2 separate regions of the Mus musculus genome follow, and region 1 is linked to region 2. The links are chromatin loops, found by intact Hi-C in ENCODE. Cell type or tissue: left cerebral cortex. All regions are shown on one strand. Each heading gives the region's core, and the rest is flanking DNA. Links, peaks and the distances in the headings are about the cores only. Region 1 overlaps Col19a1 (collagen, type XIX, alpha 1). Region 2 holds the start of Adgrb3 (adhesion G protein-coupled receptor B3).

Region 1 (10,627 bases), core at 1,746-9,745, 1.5 Mb after region 2:
AATGAAGATAACACAGTTTGTTTCCTGGAGGAAGTCACAGAGAAGAATAAAGGTTGAGGCTTTAAAGATTGAGAAATAAACCAAAGAGAGCGGGGGAAGGAGCAAGCTGGGTACCTCTTCCCTGACAAACATACACCTCCCCCACCCCACCCATACACACACCACGCCACACCACACCCCTACATACACACCACCACACACACACACACCACACCCCATCTCCACCCCACCCTACAACCCTATACCCCCACACTGCCCACCTCACACACACCCACACCCTATCCCCACCCCTACCTAAATCACACACACCCCACCCCCATCCCACCCATATACCACTCCCTGCCACCACCCCCCCACACACAGCATACTACCCCACAAACCCTATATGTCCCCCACACCACCCCTCCATACCACATCTCCACCCCACCCCATGCCACCCCACATGTACACCCACCCCACCCCTGTCCCCCAGGAAAGAAGACAGTGTGAACAAACACCCGGAATGTAAAACCTCTGATGGGTAGAGGTGGGCACCCTGCCACAGACAGCCCAGGCACAGCCAGAGGCCAAAAGGGGATGCAGTCAAACCTTTCCAGGGTCCTGGCAAACCCCGTGGAAAGCTATGAGAGTAAACAGAGGGCCTAAACCAGAGAGGGCCTGGGCCAGATTTCACTGATGGTCACTCTAGCAACATAGTGGAAGCAGATGGCTGACAGCAAGCAAGACCAACTCTAGCTATTTATTGCTTCTGAAGTCTCTGCAGGGCATTTGTGATAGATAGCTGCTTGGCTGTCCTGCAGAGCTATTTGTATTTGATTTCCATATAGAGTGCAAGGTAGAGAGGAGCAGTCTAGTCTATTTTTAAATTTTTTTTTCTGTCTTTTCTAGCATGAAACTGGGCTTCACATGAGCCGTACTCCATGACAGGGAATAAGGCGGCTAAGAGAACGGGTGGTCGGGCACTAAAATCTTCTGGTTGAGGTTTGAGATGGTGACGGTACGCGCATCTTCCCAGTGGCTTAGCTTGCGCCATTCCCAAAGCAAGCATGTGAAGGGCTTATGACAACTTCAAAGGTAGAAAAATAAAAATAAAAACAAAGAAGAAATAACTTTACCTCTTATGAGGCAGTGACTGAACAATATAGCCCTCAAGTGAATGAATAGCTGAGACATTTGTAACATTATATTTGTGCAGTTTTGTTTTTTAAATACATTAGTCAATTTGATTCTCAGAAAGAACCTAGGAATGGTAGTCGTCAGGAGCGCTGGGCAAGCCTTCGATGGCCGAGTACTTGATTCAGTGTCCTCCTGAGACCATTCTTCCCCTTGGGGATTTAGGTGCTCTCTCAGTCAAAGGCATTGTTTCTCTGGTGGAATGTCAATGCAGACAAAAGGAGTAGAGACTGGGGTAACATCTTTGAGGACCCAAGGCAACTCAAAACTCAAAGTAACTGAACTGCCTTAGTCCGTCCTTGACCTGAGGTTCTTTGTTCCGGGAACAAACTTATTTTCTCACTTCCTTAAGAAATTTTTATACCCAAAGACAAGTCATTTCAAATGAATAATTTTCTATAACTTTAGAGTCAGCTAGTGAGATATGTGTTTATGTTTGTGTGTAGGTGGGTGTCTGCATGTGTACATGCAAGAGACTATCTATGTACCTGGAAAGGACTATATCCAAAAATCATAATAACTAACATTTTAAGAAAATTAAATATCCTGGGGCGGAGAACAAAATCCTAGGAGATATTGACTACCCATATTTGCTTTTCTGTTACTGAGATAAGTCACTCTGACTAAAGGCATCTTGGGGAGAAAAGAGTTTATTTGGCTTATACATCCAGGTCACAATCAAAGAAGAGTCAGGGTACAAACTCAAACAGAAACAATAGAGGCATGCTACTCACTGACTCGAGCACTGGCTTGCTCAGCTAGCTTTCTTATACAGTCCAGACTCACCTGCCTAGGGATGGTGCCACCCACAGTGGGCTTGGACCCTCTCATGTCAATCACCAATCAAAACAATCCCTCATAGGCATGAGCATGGCCAATAGAAGCGAGGCCATTCTTCATTTAAGGTTCCCCATTGCCTGGTGATTCTAGGTTGTGTCTAGTTGACAATAATAACTAACCAGGGTATTTACTCAGTCTGTTGAAGTAATGTTACTAAGTTATGAGACACTGTATCTTGAATGTCGTATCCATTAGTACAGATCAGTTCACCACATTTCAATTTCATCATCAGGGAAATCTTATCTTTTCAGGGAAGACTTACTTGCCGTTCATACATGTAATTTACAGTTGGTTGCCTTCTGTTGAACATATATTTTAAAATGATTTTGTACACTTTCCTGTCAAACAGCAGACCTATCAATACAGAGGTAAATACTTCCAAATTTCCTAAATGACTTTGCCAACTTGTCATTTTCTTTTTTAGATTAATATATCATTTTCCCTCTCCTTCCTTCAAACCCTCCCAGAGGCCCCTCCCTGCTCTCTTTCAAATTCCGGGCTTTTCTTTGTTGTGGTAATTATTATTTGGGGGGAGGGGAGGGAAGGGAGGTTGCTACACCCCTTTGTGTCTCTAAATGTCTGTAGGGCTGCTATCCCTCTTAGACTGTAGAGTTTGCAAATAAAAGACACAAAAACCTTTAGATTGATAATAAGCCTTAAAGTGTCAGAGCTGGGCAAATATCAACCTTCTATGCTATTTTATCTACTTTCCTGTGGTGATATCACCTGAGATATCACTTGCCATGTTCTGCCTGGGCCACTCCCACTCCCACAGGAAAGCTCTCATGGCCATGAGCTCCAATCCACCCACCTGTCGTCCTCCTCTCTCCCTCATCATGGTCCCTGCCTGAGACCCCAAGCCTGGAAACCTTCCCTCTGCCCCTCTCCTCTGCCCTGCCCAGGCTGTAGACATATTTTTTAACCAATCAGGAATAACTTGGGGAACAAAGTTTACACAGCACAAGCTGATATCCATAAGAATATGCTCACTTTGGATCAACCAGGATCTTGAGGTATACAATTTAGCATTTGAATACAAGTAACACCAGACCAATGCCCTACATTTCTTTCCATTAATTTATTGTTATATACATATATGCATATGTACATATATATGATATATATGCATATGAGTATACATATATAGTCCTAAATATAATCTGCTTGGTCTCTATAATGATACTTCCTTTGGTATTAGATAGCCAATTGGTGTGCTCTTCACCAAAGAAGGCTTTTTTTTTTTTTTTTGGTCGGCCCTTAATAATGTTCTATGATGAGGCCTACAATCTTTCCCTATCCAAGTTGATGTCTATTGTTGCTGTTTATTCTAGTTTACCTCGTGCTTCAGCCGTTGTGTGGTGAGACTTTATGGGTGTAGCTTCTGATATTTCTCAAAGAAACAGCCTCCCGACAGACTGTGTTCCTCTGGCTCGTGCAGTCTTGCCAACCTCTTTCAGCCATGATCCCTGAGACTTAGTTATGGGAGTAACCTGTAGAGTATCAATGGGACTGGGCTTCACAGCTCTACGCTTTGATCAGTGGTGGTTTTCTGTAATGGTCCCCCTCTGTTGCAAAGAAAATCTCCATGCTGAGGCATATGGGCTACACTTATCAGCCGAGATACTGGAAAATGATGTGCGGCACCTAGCTGGGTGGAGAGGATGTAGGTAAGGGTTTGGGTTTTTACCATGTCGTGGACCTAGAGCCTGCAAAATCCGAGAGCACAGTCCAGCACTCTGGCAAGAGTGTTCTTGAACTGTAGTATAGTGGAGGCTTCTGGAGTCCCTCCTGCCTCTTACAAAAGCCACTGATTGTCTCATGAGAACCTCACACTCATGGTCCCATCTGATAGTAATTACATCCTCAAAGTGCCACCCCCATCCAAACACTGTTAACCGTGAATTTAGCGATTACATTTCCAGTGCATAAAATTTGAAGGGCTCATTAAACAATAGCAGAAGGAGGCCGTAAGCAGAGAGATCTGAAATGAGTAATACCTTGAGATGTGCTAAGATTATAATCAAGAACAGTTTCTCAGAGAGACAAAATAAAAGAACTCTAAACTCTCTCGTCAAAGAAATAAGTCCAACAGAAAAAGTAAGAAATGCAGTAAAACCAGAAAGCTTTATTACAGCACGAGCGCGGTATTAGAAGCCATTTCCAGGGTGTTATGGAATCCCAGAACTACCTCAAGAAGCTGAAATTACCCTCCTTTTGCCACGGGGTAAGTGGTCCTTACAAACACCCCGCAACTTTCCCGGAAGAATGGAAGTATATGATGGGAAGCCCAAATTCAGACTCCGGATCTGAGTCCCAAACTCATTGTGCTTGAGGACTTCCAGGCTGTGATCTGATACGAAACGGCCTTACTTTAAAGACCACATACAAGCATAGTTTGACTTTTCTATGGGGATCCATGGCACCCATCTCATAGGAAAGCAAAGTAGCATAGGGTATGTGGGATGCCATCTTCCTGGGCAGCCCTTCCTGGACCGTGCACGTGACTCTACTCTCTCTGTGAATATGAAATCATAGCGCTTGCCCCACCCACTTCCCACAGTGGCTAGGAGGACCAGCTGCCATGTATGTATATACAGGAACTTTCTGTTGTATTTACATAACTCTGTTAGTATTGTTGTAAACATCCATTTGCAATGTAGGTAGAAGAGATGGCCCTATACTACAATAGGATCCACGTGGTCTTTCTCTTCTCGAGTTTCCCATTTTTGTGCAGTCAACAAAAATGCAATATCTACCCTTGACTTGCTTAAATGATCACTCTGCGTCTTGAGTACTTATTCTCTGTACGTAAATTCACTCTTGAAAAGACAGAAATTATTTCCAAGTCACTGCTACAGCCGAAACGAGGGACTCGAGGGTATTTTTTTTCTCCCCTAGCTTTACAGTCGCGTTCTGGCTTACGGAGCTGGTTTGCCTATGACTGAGACACTGTATTTTATTACTTGTGATCTCCTCTGAGTCTCACCCACTGTTCTTTAGACTCCAACAAAAACATCTTTCCAAAACAGTTTTCTGGTGATCTTATCTGCGTATGCAATGGAAAATATTGACCTTATGTTACTATAATGAAACTTGGGAAGCCAGACCGCTCAGAAAGCCTTAGTTTGTAAGAATTTGAGTTCTTAGTTTCCTTCAAAGAGATTGGAAAGCTGTGAAAATAAGCTGGAGTAGGAGGGAAAGCCAGAGAAGTTAATGAGCCATTAAGGGAAGCATGTAACAGCCCACCCCTGTGACGTTAGCTCTGCTTCTCATTTATCATTTCTGTAAGGAGCATTGATTAAAAGCCGTGTTAACTCTAAAATGTGTTATCATTCTTTCTATTGCAGGAATGGGTTTGAGCTATCTTTATTTTCTTTCTGGCATTGTTTCTGTGTACCGTTTCATTATTGTGGTGTGAGAATTCATCAGTGGCCTCAAATATGTCACATTTGAGTGCAGAGCAATTGAGTTTGAAAAAAATTTTTTTTCTTTTCGAGAAATATGTAACGTGGGCCAGCAGCGCCCTCTACTGTTTCCACTGGAAATTTTCTAGGCAAAGATGCTTCTCAGAGTGCAGATATGGACATTGTTTTTACACGTTTGGGTTTTAATTATCAGTGAATACAGTTTTCGAATCTTATTTTCATGATTTGTGGCACTCTATGCTTTTCTTTTACTTTAAACATAAGCGCCATCCTATCCACAATAGCTTTTAACATCAGCCTCTTATGTTCTTAAGTTGAAAACTCAGCCCTAGCCCTGGCTTCTCTAGATGCCCATGTATGGTAAAACGATGATGTTAGCTATTAACATTGTGGAGCTCATTACAAAAAAAGCCTATTTTCCAGGTCAATAATCTGATCTTAAATATGTAAGTCCATTTTATTTATGCTTTAATTTAACATCACTGTAAGATAATTTCTTTCACCCTTAAAGAAAGAATCATCCTATAGTGATAAAGTCTGTGAGTGATTTAACATCAGGTGATGCAATTACATGAGAAAATTTAGGGTGCAATTTTTAACTCATTTTCAACTGTAGTCTCTTAGCTGTGACTTCATTCTCCGTGGTTTCGGTAACCTTCCTTCAACCATCGCCCAGAAATGTGAAGCAAATTCCAGAAATAAAATATTTACAAGTTTTCAGCTATACCTCCATGTTTAGTGAAATCTCACACTGTCTCATTCTGCCTTCCTGGGGGCTGAAAAATCACCTCCTTACCCCCTGGATCCAGTTTCCATATAGCACCTACCCAGGAGTCATTGCGTTATCAGATTGACCACCATAGTATCACAAAGTGGTATTACAACAACACTCTCTTTACTTAACTACGGCCTCAATTTCAATGGTAGTGAGGTTGCTGCTAAAATGACAAAGAGAAGTGGTAAAGTGTTTCCTTTAAATGAGAAAGGTGAAAGTTGTCAACTTAAGGGAAAATTGTATGCTGAGATTTCTAGGATTTACAGTAAAAACAAATCTTCTATTTGTGAGATCATAAAAAGAAACAAATACTGCTTGTTCCACTTTGTAGTTCAAACTTCCAAAACATGTATACAAGGTGAACACTTAGCTTAATAGGGGACATTTAGTTAAACATTTAGTTTAAATGGAACAAATGTTAAATTATAATTTCCCTGACCTTAATGGTTGCTTAGCATGGGCTACGTTTCTCGGGTTTATTCTCTGCAGGTAAAGAGGGATTAGTGCTATTATCTTCTAACCACTACCTTAAACAATGTATATACAATGATTCAAGAAACAAAGTAGCAAACTGCAGAAGTCTCTGTCTCAGTCTTTACACTCTATTGTAGGGAAGGAAGCATATAGCACGAGTTAATAAACATTAGAGACAAAACAATTTCAGTGTAATGTGAAGATCTCTATGGGAATGGAGTGATTAATGGAATAAGAAATCTCAGAGGTGTTCTTCTGGTCAAGGTAGCCTGAGGAAGTATCTCCCTGGTCAATAACATGATTTAAGAAGGAATTAGCCATAGGATGTCAATAGACAAGAACTTCCCAACCAGAAAGCTGGATATGTTCAATAAATATAACAGAACTGAAAATGTGGTTTTCGAAAAGGCTTGGGGTGGGAGCCTTTATCACGTAAGGCCTTGTAAGAGTGAGAGTCGGCAGGTGAAAATGAGAGAACTTGGGACTTGAGTGGTCACTGTTTCCTTCTGTTAAATCTCATGTGTGCGTGTGCGTGTGCGTGTGTGTGTGCGTGTGCATGTGTGTGTGTGTGTGTGTGTGCGTGTGTGCGTGTGTGTGTCTGCAGTAATTAGCTTTCTGGTTGATTTTGTTGGTGCTGGTGATTGGTTGTTTTAATGTGATGAAATGATTCAAATAATTATTATGAAGATGATTTCTTTTTAGTCTATCATTTTTAGTCTTTAATTAGGCAAGACTGTAGACTTGTTTGCCAAGAGGGAGGGGAAAAAAAGCTTTGATTGATTGTTGACTGCTCAATTTCAACCATGCTGTGAACACAAAGTACATTTTTTTCATTGAAGATGGAAATCCTCTCACATATAATTCAGTCTTTTTCCCCTACCTCCAACCCTGATGTTTTCCTGCTAATAGGCTACAGGTTAAGTCAGATGGCAGTCATAACAGGCAAATGACCACCCTCAAAGCATCACAGAAACTCAGAACTACTGCATTTGACCCCCCTAGTCTATTCCAGTCCTTCTCTTGTATGTCTCCATCTCTCGCTCTGTTACAAAGAGCAAAAGTAAGATGCCACTGTATGCAATACAAAGCCTGACTACCTCTCAAAGCAACCTGACACCCTAAAATACACTTGGGCTGCTGAATGAGGTAGGTGACAAGACATTTCACTGCAACATCATTCCCTATTAAAATATCATATGTATAACTGTGTGCATTTTGAGGCTCATGATGTTTCAATAAGAACCTGATTCACTTGCAAGCCTTGAACTCATCAATGCCCTTCCAAATGTTCATTTCATCAGTGACCCTCTGCCTCTGTACCAACTGACTAGAGGCCACACACTCTAATGACAATATCAAAAAGAAAATAAACCTAACCATCTATTTGAGCCAATGGGATAGCAGTTTCATCTCTGATTGAAAAATATGATGACATCCATGAATTTAAAAACACATTCACATAGTATGCAAGGGGAGAGAGGGAGGAGGAGAGGGAGGGGGGAGAGAGAGAGAGATGATCCATGAATTATTTTTACTGCCACTTGTGCATTATTGGGGTCATGGTTCCAGACAAAACAGCTGTTGTCAACATTGCTAAAATTCCAGTGTCACCTTGAGGCCACGGAGTAAGCAGGCACGCGTGTGAAACAGCTGGGATCAGACTGAGAATTCAAACACCCACACTCCGATCCGAGTTCTTGCTTCCTTTCCTCCATATGAGCAGCAGTAGTAGTGGGACGTTACTAACACTTTTCTCACTGCTAAACCTTTTCTGGTTATAGCCAAATAATGGTGGAAAAGGTCTCGTCTTCATCTGCTACCGACTGCATCTCCATCTCATATCATAGTAGCTCTTTGGACTGGCCTATGTTCTTTCTAATAACAGTGAGGCAGCTTTTTGAAATCCTTGGTTCATTTGGGACTAAACATAATTAGTTGGGCCAGTGTGTGAATTTATCATGATTCCATGATGTTGGGTAAATGTTACAGTCTGAGGAAGCAAAATCCAATCAGATTTATTTGAACCTTTTATGTTCGAAAACGAAACTAGTTTCTGAAATAATTTTAAAGTTCACATTTGGCTCAATAGCTCCAAAAGGGATGCCAAATCAAATGGCTATTTAGTTTTACAGGTGTGTGTGTGTACAAATATATATATCAGCAAGAAAATATGATCTCGATTTTAGCAAGACTCTAGGAAAGACTCCAGCAATCAGATTCAGCTCTACCCTATGACATCAGTTTTTGTCTGCATGACAACTATGGTTTCGTTTAGCAGAAAGAAAGACCAAGAGGCATTTTGTGAGTGAAGATAGTAGTGTCTTGGGGGCGTTGAAATTGAAGAAAATCTATAGAAAATAAGATATGAAGCAATTTCTGATGTGTCTACTAATTTTGTTAAATGAGACAAATATCTAGCGAATATGGTGGATGGTTAATATTTGATTACAATATTATGTTGTCGCTTCCTGAGACATTTTAATATGATGTTTTATTACTTCTTCCAGAACTCATGTATTTTGATCAATTCAACTCTGACTCCTGCTCCTCACTCCTTCCTATCCCCAGCCACCTCCCAAATAAGTGTTTCCTGTTTTAAATTATCCAAGTATACTTTGTACTATCCATATACTCAAGGGTGTTGGACCATCCACTGGCATATGAACCTACAAAAGGCTACACCCCTAATTTCTTCATATCCGTCAACTAAGTCAGGGATGGGAGCCCATAACCCTCCACCTCCAAATTCATAAGGCTTTATCATTTTATTTTATGTACCATTTAGAATCCTTAAAGAATTTTGCAAACAGGAAACCCACTCTACAGACTTGCTAAAGGTCACTGTCACTAATCGTGTCTTTAATCTCAAGGTCACCAGTGTTCTCTCTTCCAGAACCCCTTTGTGCGTTGGAGCTAAGTAAATAAGCAACCATCCTCCGGTTCTGTCCCACAGAACTACCCCGAGTACACTTTTATGTCACATCGAGGTTCAGTTGTGTCACAGTTGTCATTTGCAGACTAATCATTAGAACAATATGGAAATGAGAGAAAACGGTATCACACTTGAGGGGGAACTAGAGACTCGATCTCCCTACATATAAAACCTGCAGGTTCCCATTGTCTACATCAGTCCACAATGTCCCCAGCGATTCAAATTTAGCACATGCTGGTCGCCTCTGTATTCCTTGGCTGTGTAAGAACCGCCAGCATCAAGCCGGTTATCTTGAGCCTCAGTAGTGTACCTTAGAATTGCATTTCTCTGCGCAGGAAGCCTTGTTATTTTCCCAATGTTTTCAAAGGGAGTGAATGTTATCACTTAATTACAGTAAATGGTAGCACAGAGCGCTGATAGGTAGACGCTGCCTCTGAGACCTCTGGGAGCCGACTTTATTCCTTCTTTGGTGGTATATGGAGAGGTTTTGGGGGCCAGACAAGATGGAGGTACAGATGTTCCCACGGTGAGGCTTCTGTTGGTGATCTTTTGAAGACGTCACTGGACACAGATGGTTATCTTCACACACCCGGAGGCTTGCTGGCTTTCATGTCCCCTGGTTTTTATCGTCTTGCACTGGATCATTGATGTTGCTTCCAGGGGTGGCAAAGACTTGAAAGATTCCTGCTGTTCCTTCTATCTTAGGGATCTGACAAATAATGGTTTGGGTGTTTGTTTGTTTATTTGTTTGTTCCCTTTTTTTCGGGACCTACTGCAGATAGATGAGGAGGGAACACTTTGTGGATGGGTAAGCAGAATGGCGGTATTAGCGGAAGGACTCATTCATCCTTCCTAACGTCCATGCCGTGGGTGTCAGTCAACAAGTACTGCTGTATCGATAATACAACTAGGCTTAGAGGAATCAGATTGATCTCTGGGGGGAAACGTGCACCTTCCAAAATGCTGCTTTCTTGCCTTGGGCTGTAAAGGGTTAAAAATGTTTGCAAG
Region 2 (10,235 bases), core at 2,236-10,235:
GAGGAACGCGCGGGCCCCCTTCGCGCGCAGCCCGGGGAGAGCGAGCGCCGCGCGCCGGCGCGCACGCCCGCCACACAGCTTTACTATCTCGTGCCCTCGCGCGCCTCCCTCCTCGCCCGGCATTCAAACAGCTTCCCGACGTCGCCAGCCCAGGATTTTACCCCCAGCTCCTCAGCCGCGCTCCGTCCATCAGTACCTGGCAGGGAGGAGGGCCGGGGAGGAGGGCGCACCAAGCAAGCAAACGGCTCCTGCTCCAGCCTCGCCACCGGCCGGGAGCACTCCTGCCACCAGCCCACCGCCCAACACGCCGCCCCAGCCAGCGCCGCCGGCCACTTCTCAGCGCTTTTTTGGCTTCTTGGCCAATCCGTTTGTTGCGGGGGGGTGGGTTTGGGAAAACACATCTGCGCTCTTTATCCACTTCCATTTTTCTGTTTGGTGTTTCTGTGGAGTCTCCCTTCAGGGGGCCTCTCCCCGCCTCTCCTTTGAAGGCTTCATTCACTTGGATAAGGCGCAAGGCTCTGGCCGCTGGATACCACCGCCCCCCCCCCTATTATTTTTTTTTCCTTTTTTTCCCTCTGCCTTTCGTTTGCATGCATTATTTTTTTTCCAATCATAAATCTTAATATTTGAAGCTGAACCGGGGGGAAAAATGGGCAACGGTGATTGGGACCGAAGGGGAGTCTCTCCATCACTGTTGTTGGGACGTGTGCCTGTTCTGGTGTCTTAGATCAAGAGCCTCCCGGAGCTTTCGGAGTGGAAGGTAAGGAAAGGGGCCTAAGGGTCACCTCTGTCTTCTGGGGGGTCGCCCGGAGAGACTTGGGCTCAGTTTGGGGGGATGGAAGTCAAGGCTGTTGCTGGCGGATGGCAAGATTCTGAGCTTACTAAAACGCCGCAGTTGAAAAGTTAAGAGAAGTCTGTTTTTGAAGAGGTGTGCTGGATGGGAAGGAATAGGGAGAGAGACCCAGAAAATCTAGCAACTCGTGCGTGATTGAGGTAATTTTAGCGGGGGCGGAGGGGGGTAGGTTAAAAGGAAGTTAGGATAGAGTAGGATTGGGTCTTCTGTTGGGGGAAAAAATCAGTGGAGTGATGGCGCCGTCTATGTTCGGCTAAACTAAAGTGTCACCCAGAAGATCAGTTTGAGAATAGCTAAACTCAGTGCTGGTTTGCCTCTCAGAAAGAGCCAAATAAATAAATAAATAAATACAACATTCTGGAGCCCTCAGTGACCATCCCTTAGGCAACCTCTGGCCCTTATTTTTCCTTAGACAGATATACGGTTGTTTGAACAGGGCCTGCAGTGGGGGTGGGGGCAGTTCAATGATTCATATTTCTTATTATATAGAAACAAACAAGACTTCGTACCCCAAGAATGGTTAAAAATAAAGAGCGTTACATGAAGGGTGGAAGAGAGATGTGAAATCAGCTCTTCCCTTCTCTTCTAATCACTGATAAGCACACTATTGCAGACATCCACTGCCAAATAAATGGAAGCAGAAATACCGATTTTTTTTTTAATAAGGAAAAGAAATACGACCTCCTTTTGAGTTCCTGATTATAAAATGAAGCCCCCTTTCATGGTTGGAATTCCTAATTTAGACACTTACTGTCACATCGGCTTTCAACGCCTACACTCTATCCTGAAGAACACTGCGCAGACCTGCATTGCCTGCAAAGTGCTACAGCGTGCACACACACACACACACACACACACACACACACGAGACTGTTCCCATTTTTTTTAAACACACGTAACCTCTAAAATATCATTACCTTTATTTATTTATTTATTTACTTATTTTCAACTGGAAAAGGCATTACTCAGTGAGCTGTGTGTTTGGAAGAGAAAACGCTATTCTGATAGTCCTATCAGCTCTGGGTTTATTTTAAACTGCTGTTGTGTAGAGATTTACAGTTGGGGCTGTTTTGGCCTCTGTCAAGACATAGTGTTTGAATCATACTCTGTGAAATGCAGATCTGTTCAGGGACTTTGGTCACTGGATTGGGAGTGCATGTGTTGCTGTGTTATGCAATGGCAAAGAAGAAGGTTGTATGCTTTAGTTCAAAGACCAGACAGAGAAGGCATGAAAACTCTTAACAGTCTCTATGTCTGTCTGTCTGTCTGTCTCTGTGTATAGAATGGTGGAGGAGACTTCAGTTTAAAGCCTTTTAAAATGAACTTGATATCACTTTTATCAGCTTAAGGGCTGAACAGCAACAACAAAAACAAAAAGCATTGTCATTCATTCTGAGGAATAACTTTCTAAAGGTTAAAGATGAAAAAAATTAAGTTATATTGGGATTAATAAGTTATAGAGGTAAATATAATCAAGGATGCTTTGGTTGTGCAAAGCTGGGGCAAAAATCAATGTAAGAAGAACAACCTGGAACACTTGTTAGAAAGGCAGGAATTCGGCCACTGAAGTCGGCCAGGGAGCAAACACAATGCTAGGATTTTTCATGCACTATGTGTAAATCCCAATTTATAAGCTATGACTCTTACTAAAACCACCATAATTTGGAGAAACATAGCCTAGGCAAGCTCAGTGGCTGCAGTTCTGGGGTCCCCCACCCCCAACACTGCCTTTGGATACAGATACTAATACAGCGATCCACTTTATGCATCCCAGGAGGGCACGGCCTATGAAATGACTGCCTGGAATCTCACACTTAGTGGTGATGCCGAGCATCAGGTCTTTCCGGTCCATCTACCCATCTATGCCCTCTCCCAGATGATTCCTTCAAAATCTGACGCGTCCCCACGAATTCCCAAGTGGTTTTTTTTTTTTGCACAGGAATGTCTCACCAGTTCACACAGTGGCCCCTGCAAAGGCAAGTAGGGGCATTGGGGAGATGATATTCCATCTGGAAGGAATGATCGTCTTTGCTTTTAAAGCTGTGGCTGTAATTTACCACGATTACTTCTCACAGTCCACAGGAAAGGAATAATGCGATGACAGCTGCTTCCAGATTATCAGGTTAGATTTCGTGTGTTGCTGTTTACTGCAGGCAGAAGACTGAGGGAGAGGGAAGGTTCTGGAGTTTAAGTCAGTACCTCAGCAATTAACATGCAGGTTATTGCTACTCCAAAACAAAACAGAACAAAACACCATGCTTTCCCACTTCACTTGATAGAATGATAATGGATGTGCAGGAAATCCTGGTGGATGAATTAGGACATAACTATTAATAATCTATTAAATGTTATTTTTAAATTGAACGGTGAGAACTTGTCCATCACTACCAACCACGTGAGGGCGCTCTTCACACAGCAACTGATAATTTCCTGGCGTTATAAAATAAAAATCACCTGCCCTTCTTTTTTAAAAAGGGCTTTTTTTTTAAAAACGGAATTCTTGAAAACAGCTGGCAGAAATATTGAAAGGGTTTTGTTTTTTCAATGCCTGTGGTCGTCTGCTTGCGTCTCACTTCCTTTGCCATTCTTACAGGCCAAATGACATAGGATGAAGGCTGTTCGTAACCTGCTGATTTATATATTTTCCACCTATCTCCTGGTTATGTTTGGATTTAATGCTGCCCAAGACTTCTGGTGTTCCACTTTGGTGAAGGGAGTCATTTATGGATCCTATTCTGTAAGTGAAATGTTTCCCAAAAACTTTACAAACTGCACCTGGACACTGGAAAATCCAGATCCAACCAAATATAGCATTTACCTGAAATTTTCCAAAAAGGACCTTAGCTGCTCTAACTTTTCCCTTCTGGCTTATCAGTTTGATCATTTTTCCCATGAAAAAATAAAGGATCTTTTGAGAAAGAACCATTCCATAATGCAACTTTGCAGTTCCAAGAATGCTTTTGTTTTTCTACAGTACGATAAAAATTTCATTCAGATACGCCGGGTATTTCCAACTGATTTCCCAGGATTACAGAAAAAAGTCGAAGAGGATCAGAAATCTTTTTTTGAGTTTTTGGTACTGAACAAGGTGAGCCCGAGCCAGTTTGGTTGCCATGTCTTATGCACTTGGTTGGAAAGCTGCTTAAAATCCGAAAATGGGAGAACCGAGTCTTGTGGAATTATGTACACAAAATGCACGTGCCCCCAGCACTTGGGAGAGTGGGGAATAGATGACCAGTCCCTGGTTCTGTTAAATAACGTCGTGTTACCCCTGAATGAGCAGACGGAGGGTTGCCTGACTCAGGAGCTGCAAACTACTCAAGTCTGCAATCTGACCAGGGAGGCCAAGAGACCACCCAAAGAAGGTAAGTGCTCAGAGGCAGGGGGAGTGGGGGCTGGGGCTGGGGAGGGTTTGCATGGAAGTAACCCTTTCTGGTTCACTACTTCAGCCTACTCTTTGCTCCTTTATCCTGTCAACTTTGAAGTGACTTGAATATGTGGTCTTCTCTGTTGCATGGCTCTAAAGTGAGCTTCAGCCTTCATGACTTTAGAGGCAAGCAGAGGAGATGGGTTGCTTAGCAATGTGCTACAGAAGTATGGGTAGAGTATTCAAGGGAAGAGAGAGATAGAAATGAGACCTCAGTTGTGTTGGGGGTTGGTAAGGAGGAAAAAGTGTGCTTTTATTCAGGCTCCAGGTCAGGAAATCTACATATGATCCAAATGTAAAGTGGAAAGGCAGACTTCTTTCTGACCACGTTCAGAAAATGCTTTCCTCTTTCTTTCTCCTGGGCCTTATCCTCTCTCTTCCTGACTCCAGGAAGCACACAACAGAAACCCTTTATAGACTCAGTGACTGCCTGTCACTGCAGTTATGAGAGACCAATTTCTCCCAGGTCTTTACTTTTGTGTAGAGTATTTTGTACAGTAAATCCCCGTGCACACTCCTTGGCTGGCTAAGAAAAAGAGGTTGGAAGCCAGAGTCCCTGGCTTTTCTGCCTCTGAAGTCACCAGCAGAAGGGAGGGCTTGGTGGGAAGTAAAAGCGCATCCACATTTTATGAGTTCCCTCCTGCAAGTCTTTCCTTGCTGCTTTCTTTTCCCTTTGCTGATAACATGCGGGGGGGGGGGAGTGCTGGGGGGGGGATGTCTCAGAAATGAGATAATTGGGGGAAAAAAGCAGTACAATGGAAATGCAAAGGAAGACTCCCAACTATCAGTGACTTAGATTTTTCCCATCCTCAGAGAGGGAGCTAGCAGGAGATTTGAGATTGTGGAATATTTTTAATCATGCAAGAAAGCATGGCACATTTTGAGAAAAATGACTTTTGCTTGGGAGGTTAATAGCTATGCTCCATTTGTTAGAGGACAGAGCCAGTACATATTCTTGCTTGTCCCCTAGCCCCGCAACCGGAGAGTGTGTTGATTTCTTATGCAGGAAATGTTTTCTGATCTCCACAAAGATCCCAGTCTGTGAAAAGGGACAGCCAAGCTCCAGTCCCTCTTTCCTCTCCCTCCCCCAACAGAAGTTGCCTTTGTGGCCAATATAAAATTGACACGTTGTTGGAGAATTTTCTTTAATGGTAGCCAAGGCTTTGTAGGAAAGTGGAGCCAGCAAGAGGAAAGGGGGTGGGGATGGGCAGAGGAGCCTCGACAGCTTAATGCTGTTTCTCTGCTGGCTGAAATTAGGGGGATGGGAAGTATGGAAGAGCAATACCACCAGGGGAAAAAAAGTTACAGAATAAGTGGAGGGCAATGGCAGCCAGGAAGAGGCTGAAGCCTCCACAGGTCAGTGTTTTCACCAACAGCTGTGACTGAAGAAAACAAAGTAGTTTTAAATTACAGGAGTTCTTTTCTCTAGTAAAAATCCCAGTGAAGCACTTACAACTGCAGGGATGGTATTTAACACCATTTAAAACTCATTAGTGTCCCCTGGAATAAGAACTACAATACACACGGAAACTGTGATGCCACAAGCTGGCTGGAGAAAAAAAAAAAATAGAAGACGTTACCATCAGAAGCTCAGCTTTTTCGTCCTCTAAAGGACGATTGTAAATGTATTTCTCCAGTGGTTCCAATTTGATAATCAACCTGACTCCTGATCAGATCAAAAAGTAGATCAGATCTAGTTTTGCAGCCCCGATTCAAAGGCAAGTGACAGGCGGGAAGTTGTGAGCTCATCATGCGTGCTTTTCAGGGATGTTTGCTGGTGGCGAGCATGGGATGCATAGAAGCTGCCTGAGACGCACATTTGATTTGCACATGCGTGGGTTGTAGGCATTGTATTTGTAAAGCATTCGGCAAAAGACATATTTCTTGTTGTTAATCAGCTGTAAAAATGAGAAGGAAAGTCTTGCGTAGGCAAATACATGCTCATCTTGAAATGTTATAATGTTAAGGGAGCCAAACTCCTAAGTTTACATAGTAGGGAAGATTTTCATTCTGTATCAATAAAATCACACAGCTATATTCTTTGTTGTCTGAATTTGGGCTTTTTAATAGTCTAGATGCTGGAGTGAGTTAGAAAGGCGAGAAAATGTAGTTCCTCCTGACAGGTTGTAGGTAGTGCATTTTTAAGTAATTCTCATAAAATATGTATGATATCCTTCCTTATCTCATTCAAAGAAGATCTTTTTGTTTAGGATGCATAGGTGGAAAAGAATGTGAAAATGTAGACTCTTAATTTTGTACCATTTTGCAAAGTATATTAAATCTTAAATATTTTATATTTCACACAAAATATTATGTTAAGAATGATGAGGTTAATAATTATATACTGAATTGCTGCTTACATTGACGTCAGGGGTTCTTCATTTTATGCCATTACTTCTGATTCTATTTCATAATAATGAAGATTAAAATTTTCACCTGCATTTGTATAATTTGATGATCATATTTTCTATGGAAAACTCTTCAACTCTGATGGAGATGTAGAGAGAATTAATACAACGCCACAGCAGTTTTGAACTTCCATTCCATTCATTCACTGTGTAGGGAGTGACTAAGCATTCTCTTGAGCAGGGCTACCTGGATTATGTCACAGAAATGACAGGGATTTGTCAGCAGACTCTTCCAGTTTAGTAGACAAGACTGCAGATGGTTTTGTATGGTACTGATGTTTGTGACAAAGGTGTTCCAAATGCTGACTATCCTACATGTGCCCACGGTAGTTACAAACACAGAGTTAGCACAAAGAGTAGGTTCTCTACAGTGGAAGTCTACTCCAAGAGATGATTTATACTAAAATGTTCCTCATTAACATGGAAAAATCATGGCTCTTTCTAGTGATATCAGCGTTTACAGACTATGAAGCCAAGCAATGTGCTCCATTAGCAAATCTCGCCTGAGTGTATTTAAGAAAGAGCCTTCTTATTAAAGTTGTCTCTGACAGAGTTGGGGGTGACATCTGCTCACAGAAAGTTGCCTGTCATTCATCTTGGTTTATTTATTTCTTTCTTTATTTATTTATTTATTTATTTTTAAATCATAAAAACTAATTTTAAAGAGTGACTCTTAAACACAATAATTTGAGAGTTTGTATAATATTTGCTTTTGTATATATATCATGGACACACATGCATTTATACATATATATATATATATATTTACCCATGTATAAAATATATTTAAATACATATATTTAAATGAATGACTATAACTTAGATATTTAATTATATAGTATATAAATAAATATAAATATATAAAGACATATGTACACACACATATATATGTATGTATATATATATACACATACATACATACATACATACATACATACATACATATTTAATGACACTTAACAGTGGTATTCACCTAATTTTTCAATGGAATTTTGGGAACAGAGCAGTAGTTCTTGGAAAATCATTTTCACATTGTTTTACATTTTCAGTAACATTCTTTGTTAGTGAAAATGACCCTGGACTATATAGTTAGAATGGGCATTTTAGCATGAGCTCTTTTATACTGGCATACTTTTATACTGAGTCATTTATACTGACAGTATTGAAACAGTTTGGGCAGAAGAATTTCAGAGCAGAATGTCCAAGTCCTATACTGATTCTTAAAGGAACCTTTGTATGCTGCTAATATCAATGGCTCTCCTTATGTGAAGGGAAATCAGGATCCCTGTATAGATTCCAGGAAATGTGTACACACTCACTCATTTGTCTTTCAAGCCTGGTATGCTAATCCTGAATACTCTGGCTCCCAAGGAAAGATTCACTGTGTGACTGTGTAAACTCTAGGTGATAGTGTGTGTGTGTGTGTGTGTGCGCGCACACATGTGTATACTTATAATCTTGAGGGATTTTCATTTCTGGCATTCTAAATATTTCTTCTCCTGCTCTTTTTGCTGTTGCATTATTTCTTCCTTCTTATTCCCCTTGGCTCTTGACTCCCTTGTGAACCTAAGTGCTCTCATTGCATCTTCGTCATGAGGTGATATGGCACATTCATTTTTCCTTGAGGAAACAGGCAATGAGATTTGCTGTGTCTCTTGCTGTTTTCTGCAGCTCCTTGAAAACACTGATTTCTCCATCCATATTTCCTTCTTCTCTTCCAGATTTTGGGTTAAATAAATGGTCTGGAATTTTGACATTGTAGCCCAATCTTAACAGGATTTCAGTTGACTACGGGTTGAAATGAACATTAAGAGAATAAAAGTATAAATTTCTAAAAAGGAAATATATTAATGTATTGATTGTAGTCTAAAGACAATTGGTGGATCGCCTGGGGAAACAGACACAGCTTACTCTCCCTTCTGGGAGAAGGTACATACCATCTGAAAGGTTTCCAATTTTATTAATGCACTGTTGATGTCAGAGACCTATCTCCGATGTGCTCTAATAATGTTCTGAAAAAAGAAAACATCAAGAGTATAGGTGTTTAGTATTATTTCACCATATTTTTTGGAAATATGAATGTACCTTCTTCATAAGAAGATACAGCGTATACATGCAACTTGATAAATATGACCATCTAGAACAGTGGTTTGAGGGGTTAATGACCCTATCACATGATTCTTCAAAGACCACCCAAAAACACAGATATTTATATTACAATTCATAACAATAGCAAAATTACGGTTATGATGTAGCAACAAAAGTAGTTTTACGGTTGGGGGTCACTACAACATGGGAAATCATATTGAAGTTTTCAGTATTAGGAATGTTGAGAGACACTGGTCTAGAAAGTGACCATGATGATGATGATGATGATAATGATAATGAACTTGGTACTTTTCTCTGCTCACATCTCCATGTTTTTCTCTTCTACCCCCTGTGCAGTCCGAATATTTCCCAAATCCTTCCAAGCTCATGCAAAAAGCCTGTTTGCTTTTGTGTAGTAACTTTTGGCTAGCAACTATACATATTTGTAGTGGCAGAATATTACCAAAAGTGAAGGCCTAGTCAAACAAAATGTTGATTTTTTTTTCTCCCCTTTTTTCAATTTTAGACATTTGTTCATATAGGAAAAACTTCGCATATGCAATGCTTACAAACAAAAACTCTAGCAATGTGATTTTGTCAGTAATTGCTTCATCTTATTAAGAGACTTGAAACTCAGGTGAAGTGTGCCTGGGTGTTATGGATGCTCACAGGAGGCAGGCAGTGTGCGGTTTAGTTGGTCTTTGTGAGTGCCACAGATAATCTACTAACCTTAGAGACCCTCCAATCAGAAGTAGGCACTTGGCTTCACTAACCTTTGGGCTCCATGAATCCTTTCATTTACTCTTGTTTCCGAGTTTAAGGGGACTCAATTGTTATTCATTTTGCAAGATGGCTATTTTGTGAAATACAGTTTCCTTTAGAGGTACCCTGGTATGTGTTGCCTGGAGAAGCCAACTGGCTCTTGAGTCAAGAATTAGAGTCACTAAAAATAATAAACTTTTTCCTGGCTTAGGAGATAGCTTAGTCAGTAAAATGGTTGTCATAGAAGACCTGAAGTTATTCAAAGAATCCTAATCCAAGGGCAGCTTTGGTAGGCTGCTTCATAAATCAAGAACCATGGAAGTGGATATCAAAGGATCCCCAGCCTACCTGGTGAGCTGCATGCTAATGAGAGATGCTGTGTGGAAAATTATAAAAGATGGTAGCTAGCTTGATGAGTAAAATCTGAGGATGGCCATCATATGCATGAGCACATGAACCTCCCCCAAATAATCACACACACACACACACACACATACACACACACACACACACACACACACACACATACACACACACACAAACATACTTCTCTTTTATAAAATAGCATGCTCTGGGCTCTCAGATTATGAATCCAAAAGAACATGAAGCTATCATTGGATCTGTCCTTTGACATAAATTGATTTCACTCTGTATTATTTATTTCTTCCTAGATTCATAAGACTTGGTAATGCTTATT

Evidence for each region. Hi-C counts contacts between places; a loop is a spot of excess contacts. Peaks named below come from ENCODE experiments on the same cell type or tissue, not always from the same donor. Only the 100,000 strongest peaks of a DNase experiment are listed, where the experiment ranks them.
Region 1: a loop joins it to region 2, with 7 times the contacts of the local background. A loop is called at or near these places in 5 of 42 quality-filtered maps.

The regions. Positions count from the first base shown.
Region 1 is chr1:24,362,649-24,373,275 of GRCm38, reverse strand. All of the region lies in intron 16 of Col19a1 (collagen, type XIX, alpha 1), which reads left to right. Among named protein-coding and RNA genes, the nearest start is that of Gm26418, 180 kb to the left of the region's middle. In left cerebral cortex, for the core only: a CTCF peak has its summit at 5,546 (motif pointing left); DNase peaks (open chromatin) are centred at 5,515 and 8,363; H3K4me3 peaks cover 493 bases.
Region 2 is chr1:25,819,987-25,830,221 of GRCm38, reverse strand. Adgrb3 (adhesion G protein-coupled receptor B3) reads left to right here and starts at 515. Exons shown (of 31, transcript NM_175642.4): 1 at 515-760; 2 at 3,447-4,218. The coding sequence starts at 3,462. In left cerebral cortex, for the core only: a CTCF peak has its summit at 3,248 (motif pointing right); DNase peaks (open chromatin) are centred at 4,427, 4,698, 5,371, 5,997 and 3 more places; H3K4me3 peaks cover 4,254 bases; H3K27ac peaks cover 3,730 bases.